Linked DNA regions of Homo sapiens: region 1 is linked to region 2. Evidence: chromatin loops called from intact Hi-C (ENCODE). Cell type or tissue: psoas muscle. All regions are shown on one strand. Each heading gives the region's core, and the rest is flanking DNA. Links, peaks and the distances in the headings are about the cores only. Region 1 has its middle 77 kb from the start of NEO1. Region 2 has its middle 90 kb from the start of ADPGK.

Region 1 (4,530 bases), core at 256-4,255, 100 kb after region 2:
AGCCTCCCAAAGTGCTGGGATTACAGGCGTGAGACACCATGCTTGGCCTGTGACTGATTCTTCTGAGAACACAGTACTAGAAATACTGCCCTTGGTCAAAGGAAGAACCAGACATTCCCCACCTGAGAAGGAGAAGCATGCTGGTAATTTCCAGGGGGACAGGTAGTTAGTTATTCTTATTTTGAATCAGAAGTGCTGGTGGCAGCCTCTTACTGTTCAGACTCTGAGACATATTGGTTTGGGGGTACAGTCCAGGAAAAGGTGGGAGGAGAACTTCCAATCAGGTGAGTCTTATGCATGGAAGGCCCCAGACACTGACCCCTGGAGTCTGACCCCTTGATCTTCTCATCAGTTCACAGCCCTCTACTCCACCCCTGCTGCCAGTCTCCTCTGCCTGACCGCCTGCCTTACAATCCGATTTATATTCTCTTTCTCTCTCTCTCTCTCCACACACTTCCTCCTCCTCTTCTTCTGGAAAATTTCAAGCATATACAAAAGTAGAGAGAATAATATGATGCCCCCTTTACCCATCACCCAACTCCAACAATGGTCAACTCACAGCCACACTTTTTTTGAGATGAAGTCTCGCTCTGTCACACAGGCTGGAGTGCAATGGTGTGATCTCAGCTCACTGCAACCTCCACCTCCCAGGTTCAAATGATTCTCCTGCCTCAGCCTCCTGAGTAGCTGGGATTACAGGCACACACCACCACGCCTGGCTAATTTTTGTATTTTAGTAGAGATGGGGTTTCACCACGTTGGCCAGGCTGGTCTCGAACTCCGGACCTCAGGTGATCCGCCCTCCTCGGCCTCCCAAATAGACTTATTTCAATTACATGCCCAGCTGCTTTTACCTTCACTCCTTACCTCTTGCTCTACCTGGACGATCTTGAAGCAAATTTCAGATATCATGTAATCTGTAATTAGTTTAGCATATAGCTCCAAAAGATAAGGACTCTTTTGGATATAACAATTCCATTATTATACCTAACAATAAGAATAATTCCTAATGTCTCCAAATATCTGGCCAGTGTTAAAATGTCCTCAGTGTCTCCATTTATTTTTACATTAGTTCAAGTCAGGATCCAAATAATGTCCATACATTATAATCAGTTTATGTGGCTTTAAGTCTTTTCTTCATATAGGTTTTCTTTTGCTTTCAAAATTTATTAAATAAACTAAGTTATTGAACTATAGTTTCCCATAGCCTAAATTTTGCGGATCACCAGTCCCTGTGGTATTTTTTTAACACATTCCTCTGTCCCTGTTTTTTAATTGGTAATTAGATGACGAGATTTGTTGAATTCAGGTTTGATTTTTTTTTTTTTTTTACAATAATGCTTTATAGGTAGTGGTGTGTTCTTTCATCAGAGAGCATATAATGTCAATTTTGTGTGTGTGATATTACCAGCCTTTGAGTGCCATTGTCTAAATCTATTTCATGTATATCATTAAGTGTTATAAAATAGTGACATTCTATCATTCTCTTCATTTATTAGCTAGACTGCTTCTATAAAGAGAAATTTCCTCCATTGATCAATTGGTCACCTTTATATCACTTATCCCTGGGAAATCTTAGGCCACACAGCCAGAATATGAAAGTGCTTTGTGGCCAGTGTCCCTCAGACCTCAAGGTAGATTCTACAGGAGGAAACGGAGTTACCCCTCAACCTTCCCTGGGCCCTCTGTGTTCACTTCTTCAAAGATATTTTAAAATCCATTTGCCAGCCAAGATATTGGCCCTGCTTCAATGCAATATAGGTTTTGCATTTACCAATGGGAAAATCTAGATAAATTTGAGTAACTCAGAAAACATTTCCATTCAGTTGTTTTAGAAGCCACCCATGCAGAGTCCAGAGCTGCACCTCACACCGGTGTAGTGTGGCCTATCTACATGATGCTTAAGCCATGTAGGTAGGAACCCACACTTCCAGGGCTGTCCTACTGGTTGCATGATAAAGAAGATCTATCCTCCGTTTTGAAGGTACTCAGTCTTGATCCTGAGGAGGAAGAAAGCAGAGAATCCTCCATGCAGAGAGGTCTTCACCAGCTAAGGACAGCAGTGAGGCCAGAGCCCAGCTGCTCACCTTGTGCCACCATCCTTGCCCACTGACCATGATGGCTCTAGTTGCAGCACCACTACTGCTCACACCTGCCCTGGAACAACAGTCCTGCTACCCAGGATTCCTTGCAACTGTAGAGAATTGTAGGCTGCAGCTGGGTGATTTCACAACTTGCTTGCCCACGCCTGATGGGGGACACAGAGGTGAGTCTTCTCACACAAGCTGTCAGTAGTCTACTCAAGAGTTGTCAGGAATGAGGGAGACCCACTCAAGCAGATAATATCAAGCAGCGAGGGCTCTGGGACAGGGACAGACCAGCCACTTGCATCTGACGAGTGAGCCACAGTAAACTGACCAGTACTGCAGCCACACACTCAAAAGCATCACTGGCTATTGGCTGCATCTGCTATCCAGCCCAAGCTGGGACTAGGGTTGCCTCACTAGGTGTATGAGGAGAAGCAGTGGCAGGAGTATAGTAGCTTCTTTATTTTTCCACCCAAGCAGGCAACTGCAGAGAGAATGCAAGGAGGGGTATAGAGATGGGCACAACCCCCCTTTGAATGCCATCATGAAACATGGCGCTTGGGGACCCAGTCAGGTGGGCCTTGTGTCCACCTATAAGAAACATAGGGAAAGGAATTAACCAGCTGTACTAGAGCCTTTTACCTACCACCTAAATTTCCTCTCTGAGCCAGAGAGTGTTTCTGGCTTCTCACCAAAATGCAAGGAGATTTTGGTTAAAATCCATCCCATTCCAAATTTGTGAGACAGACTCTGGTTCCATAGGCCCAATACACCACCTGCTTCAAATGGTCGTAGTCCAGGTGGTTGTATCTGCCAAGCACCCACAACAGCAGCAGGGTAATGGGGAGTGCTGGTGGAACCTTTCACCTATAGGATGCTTGGAGTCTTACCTGTGGAGTTTAAGGCGGGTGGCAAGGGTTGGAGGGGAGGCATACATGAGAGCTTGGTATTGTTGCTCACCTTATGTTCATGTTTTTATTTCCTGCTGATAATTAGATGTAGCTGGCATGAGTCCCATAGCTCTGCCAGCTTCACTTCAGTGTCTTGGTATCAATGGGCCATGCAAATACCCTCATAGCCCACCTGGATAGGAACCACGCAAATTTGCAACCTTTGAGCCATATTGGAACAGAACTTGTCAAGTATAAGGCTGATTTCCAGAGGCTCATACCCAGGTTTGCAGGAGTTCAAAGGCATATCAATTCCTTGCCATTTCCCGGGGACTTTCTTTACAGTGAGCAGCTCAGGATGAACCAGGCCTGTCAGGAGCCAACATGGTGATGATGCAGGGCTGCCATTTGCTTCTACCTGACACTAGCATTTGGATCAGCTCAGATCATTCCTAGGACATACAAAAGTGGCCCTGGTGGGCACACAGCCTCCATTCATATCAGGAATTAGTAGAAGACAGTAAGTGCAGTGATTATTAGTGCTATTCACTAAATATTCTCGGTTCTCCAGGCTCATGGTAAAATTGCCTTTCCTGATCCCATTGGGTTTGGGTGGAGCCATCTGCTAGCTTTGCCAACGAATTGTGAGTAGAAGTGACAGAAGTTATTTCTATGCCCAAGTATTTAATTGCTGGGCAAGACACTCCTCTGCTGACCATGATCTCTCTCTGTCCCTTTGACATGACAACTGGTAATGTTTGAAATGGCTGCTACTCTGTCAACCTGGGTCTCAGAGTAAGGAGCACAGAGGTGAGCCCTTCTGACCCCCACTGGATGAGTAGCATTACCAAATAAACCTAGTTTGCTATAAGCGGCCAAGATTTGAGGATCATTTTTATCACAATATAAGCTAGCCTATACTGACTGGTTCAACTGATCAGACATGCTTGGGACAAAGCAGCTGTTTAGGATGACCTTGAAACTATACAGCCTTCTTGAAGTTCCAGGGTCTGATGTAAGCTCCTGTATGATCTCTTGGATCTGGAGCAATTATCCACTTTAATGACACATCCATCGACTCCCTGGCCTGGCTTCCTCCAGATATTTCTGAGGCCTCGCACCCCTCATGATGCCCTTCATACTCTTAGAGCATGAGCCAAGGTCAATGATAGGTCTAGGAAGCCCAAGGTATGGTAGACAAAATAATGTCCTACTTCCCACCAAAGATGTCCATGTCCTAATCCCCAGGATCTGTGAATGTGTTACCATATGTGGCAAAAGGTCTTTACAGATGTGATTAAGACTCTTAAGATGGGGCGATTATCCTGGATTTGGGTGAAAGAGGGAAGCAGGCATGCCAGAGTCAGAGAAAAGAGTTGAAAAATGCTATGCTGCTGGCTTTGAAGATGGAGAAAAGGTACTATGTGCCAAGGAATGCAGGTGGCTTCTAGAAACTGGAAAAGCCAAGGAAACAGATTCTCCCTTAGGGCCCTCAAAAGGAATGCAGCCCTGCCAACGCCTTGGTTTTAGCCCAGTGAGACCCATTTCAGACG
Region 2 (4,258 bases), core at 259-4,258:
GAGGTTGGGCCAGGGAAGACTTTATACAGAAGGTGATGCTTCAGATGAATTTTGAAGGGCAACCAGTTTTCCAGGCAGAGGAGAGGGTATTTTTGGCTAGAAAGGACCATGTGGTGATGCTGCAGGGTGGCCTCAAGCAGTTCACTGCACCTGGAGGGATGGGGTTTAAACTCAGTGGCAGGACTCCACCCAATGCCATTTGGGAGCCAGATCTCTCCCTGGAGGGGTTGGATTGTGCACCCCCAACCAAAATGTCCAAGTCCTAACTCACAGTACCTGTGAATGTCACTTTATTTGAAAAGAAGGGTCTTTGCAGATGTAATTGAGTTAAGGGTTCTTTGAAATGAGATCATCCTGGATTAACTGGATGGGCCCAAATCCAATGACAAGTGTCCTTATAAGAAGAGGAAAAGACAAAGACAATGGAAGAAAGCCCGAGGAAGACCATGTGAAGGAGAAGGCAGAGGTTGGGATGATGCAGCCACAAGTCACGGATCACTGAGGATTGCCAACAGCCACTAGAGGCTAGAAGAGAAGCAGGGAACAAACGGTTTCTCCCTCAGAGTCTCCAGACGGCACTGTGCAGAGCCTTGCCAGCTCTGCTGACACCTTGATTTTTAGTCGTCTGGCTTCCAGAACTGTGAGAAAATAAATTTCTGTTGTTTTAAGCCACTCAGCTCGTGATAAATTGTTATGGCAGCCACAGGTAACTAAAACATATCCTCAGTGCTCAGCCCAGATCCAGCATGGCTCTGTGACCAGCAACCCGCAAGACTAGAATCCAAAGAAGGGCTCTCCCGAGCATGGGATGCCAGACCTTCCCCTTTGGCTGCTTAACACAGAGGAAACTGTGGCTACAATAAACAGAGAGGGGTCTTTGTAAACAGGCAACCGGTTGGCTGCCCAAAGTGGACAACCTTTTCAGGATTGAGAAATGGCAGTCTTCTTGACATTTTAGAAAATCTTTTCCTGGGGGATTTGGCTTCACTTCCTGCTTGGATTTGAAGCCTGCAAATACATTTACAAAGTCAAGCATTTCCCTGGTGGCTCCCAGGCTCTTTTCAGCAGGGAGAGGGTAGTGGGGTGTCATTGGTGATGTTTTCTGCCAAGAACGAAAGCAAAATTTCTCCTGTTCACCAACCTCCTTGCCCAAAGCAAATCTGAAGAAGGCTCTTATGACGCACCTTTCAAAAGAAAAAAAACTTTTTAGAAACGTAAGATTTGTTTAATGCTTTTAATTAACCAGACATATAGTTCTCTTGGCAGGTTTGTGGTAGGGAGAATAATGGCTCCCCAAAGACATCTCTGTCCTAATACCTGTCCTAATATGTTAGGTCATATGGTAGAGGAGAATTAATGTTGCAGATGGAATTAAATTTGCCAATCAGCTGCCCTTAAAATAAGATTATCGTGGATTATCCAGGTGGGCTAGATGAAATCACATGGGTTTTCGTAAGACAGAGGGAGGTGATATGAGAAAGATGCTTCAACCAGACATGGTTGCCTTTGAAGATGGGAGGGGGCATGAGCCAAGGAAGCAGGCAGTCTCTAGAGGCTGGAAAAGGCAAGATAATGGGTTTATACTTAGTCTGCAGAAAGAAAAGCAGCCAAGCCAATGCTTTGATTTTAGCCCAGGGAAGCCTATTTCAGACTTCTGACCTCAGAACTGTAAGATAATACATTCATGTTGTTTTAAGCCTCTAAGTGTGTGGTAATCGGATAGGAAACTAATATAGGGGAGAAGGAGGAGATTGGAGAGGGAATTGGTGGTAGTTCCTTTTGGTGTTTCCAATGAGGCCACCCTAATGGGAACTGTTGATGAAATACTGGCCTGAGCTACCATCAGTCGCAGAAGGAGATTGGTGATAACAATCTTTCAAACACAATTCCACTGCCAAGAAAACTGGCAGGACCCCCTCCCTTCCTTCCCTGAAGTGGAACCAGCTCAGACTTTCTGACTATAGCAAAGCCCCATGGGGTTCTTGGTTGGGTATGGCCACATCCTGACTCGTGTCCGTGGAGTACAAGGATGCATGGGAGTCTCCTCTCACTGCCCAGGACAGCTGGCTCTGCAGGAGGGCACTCCTGTGCCAGCCACGCTGACCTAATGAAGCCTTCAGCCCCTACATGGTGTCTGGTTCCTCCTGCAAAGGATCTTTGAGGCTTCCCTGTGTCTGCTTCTTTCTCTTCTGGTTCTTGCAAGCTCTCCCAGGCCTCATGAGACATGCTGGAGCACCTGTCACTGCTGGGCCACGTGCCTGCTCTGGGATGATTTGGAGAAGTAGTTGAACCTGCAGATATTTCAGGCATGCCCTCATGCGTCACTTTTCCCAACAGCTTTTGTCTTCATCTTCTCAAATGTCTCTCGGAGCACTGGCTCCCAGCCTCCTGGCTTGGAATTCATGAGAACGATGCTGCCGAAATCTGAGCTTGTCAGCGATGGCCCTGCCTGCATGGCCCAGCGGCAGAAACAGGAGGAGAAGAGCTTGTGGAGGCTGGGCAGGGCCCAGCAGAGTCAGGAGGGCTGGGGGTCACTGCAACTGAACTTATGCCAGCATCTCTCCAGTGCTATAGAAAACCCAGGGCTCCCTGCAATCTGTTCCAGAAACTCCCCAGTGATCTGGTTAACTGTGTGGGATCCAAATCCCTGTTCCACCTCTCACCAGTTCTGTGACCCTGTGCCAGTTGCTTAGATTCTCTGGGCTTCATGTACCTTCCCTTGTGTGAAATGATAAAATAGTAGGCAGACAATAATCATTAGCTATAATAACAATTATTATTTCTATTATTACCTATTGGATCCTTCACCTTCCAGAGTCATGAATCTCAATGTTCTCTCAGTGATATTCTCCAAACATCTTAGACCCTCCCTTCCTAGTGTTCTGTGTCTATTTCTAACAGTTTTATTGAGATATAGACATCCAATGAACTGCATCTTAACATGCATGGTGTGGTATGTTTTCATGTATGTGTACACTCTGGACACCATTACTACAATCAAGATAATGAAAATATCCATTATGTCCCCAAATTCTGTTTTGTAATCTTTCCTTCCCACTCCTCCCTGCCTACACTTCCTGCCCCCAGTCCTCAAACAACTACTGATTTATTTTCTGTCAGTATAGTTTGTATTTTGTAGAATTTTATGTAAATGGAATCATAGAGTATGTACTCTGTTATTGTTTTCTTTTTCTTTTGAAACAAGTTATTGGTCTGTCACACAGGCTGGAGGGCAGTGATGCAATCACAGCTCACTGCAGCCTCGGCCTCCTGGGCTCAAGCAATCCTCCCACCTCAGCCTCCTGAGTAACTGGGACCACAGGCATACACCAGCATGCTTGGCTAATTTCTAAATTTTTTGTAGAGATGAGCTGTCCCTTTGTTGCCCAAGCTGGTCTTGAACTCCTGGGCTCAAGCAATCCTCTTGCCTCAGCCTCCCAAAGTGTTGAGATCACAGGTATGAGCCATCGTGTCTGGCCTATTGTCTGTCTTTTATTTCATTGAACATAATTATGTTGAGATTCATCCACATTGTTGCATGTATCAATGGTTCATTCATTTTTATTTCTGAGAACTTGTCTACTGCATGGATATATCATAATTTATGTATGCATTCACCTGTTGATGGACATTTGGGTTGTTTCCAGTTTTTAGCTAGTTTGAATAAAGCTGCTATGGACATTCATGTACAAGTCTTTTTATGAACATATGCTTTCATTTTCTTGGATAAACATATAGGAGTGGAACAGACAGGTTATATGGTAGGTGTAAGTTTAATGTTTTAAGAAACTGCCAGACTGTTTTCCAAAGTGGTAGCATGATTTACATTTCCACCAGCAGTGTATGAGGCTTACAATGATGGCTTCACTTCGTTGCTGATGCTTGGTATGATCAGTCTGTTTGATTTTAAACATTCAAATGGGATGTAATGGTTATAATTCGCATTTCTCTGATGATTGATGATGTTGAGAATGTTTTCTTGTGCCGTCCATATATATCTTCTTTGGTGAAGTGTCTCTTTAAACCCTTTTACCTATTTTAAAAATTGGGTTGTATGTCTTATTACTGAGTTTTGAGAGTTCTTTATATATTATGTTTATAAGTCCTAACAGATATGCTTCTTTGAAAATATTATCTCTAAGTCTGTGGCTTGTCTTTTGACTCTCCTAATAATGTCTATCAAGGAATAGAAGTTCTTAATTTTGCTGATGTCTGATTTATCAATTTTATCTTTTTATGGATTATACTTTTTGTTGCA

Evidence for each region. A loop is a pair of places that touch in the nucleus more often than their neighbours do. Peaks named below come from ENCODE experiments on the same cell type or tissue, not always from the same donor. Only the 100,000 strongest peaks of a DNase experiment are listed, where the experiment ranks them.
Region 1: a loop joins it to region 2, with 1.9 times the contacts of the local background. A loop is called at or near these places in 2 of 110 quality-filtered maps.

The regions. Positions count from the first base shown.
Region 1 is chr15:72,973,196-72,977,725 of GRCh38, forward strand. No RefSeq gene overlaps it. Among named protein-coding and RNA genes, the nearest start is that of NEO1, 77 kb to the right of the region's middle. In psoas muscle, for the core only: no CTCF peak of the experiment used is centred there; no DNase peak of the experiment used is centred there.
Region 2 is chr15:72,871,675-72,875,932 of GRCh38, forward strand. No RefSeq gene overlaps it. Among named protein-coding and RNA genes, the nearest start is that of ADPGK, 90 kb to the left of the region's middle. In psoas muscle, for the core only: no CTCF peak of the experiment used is centred there; a DNase peak (open chromatin) is centred at 2,257; H3K27ac peaks cover 2,906 bases.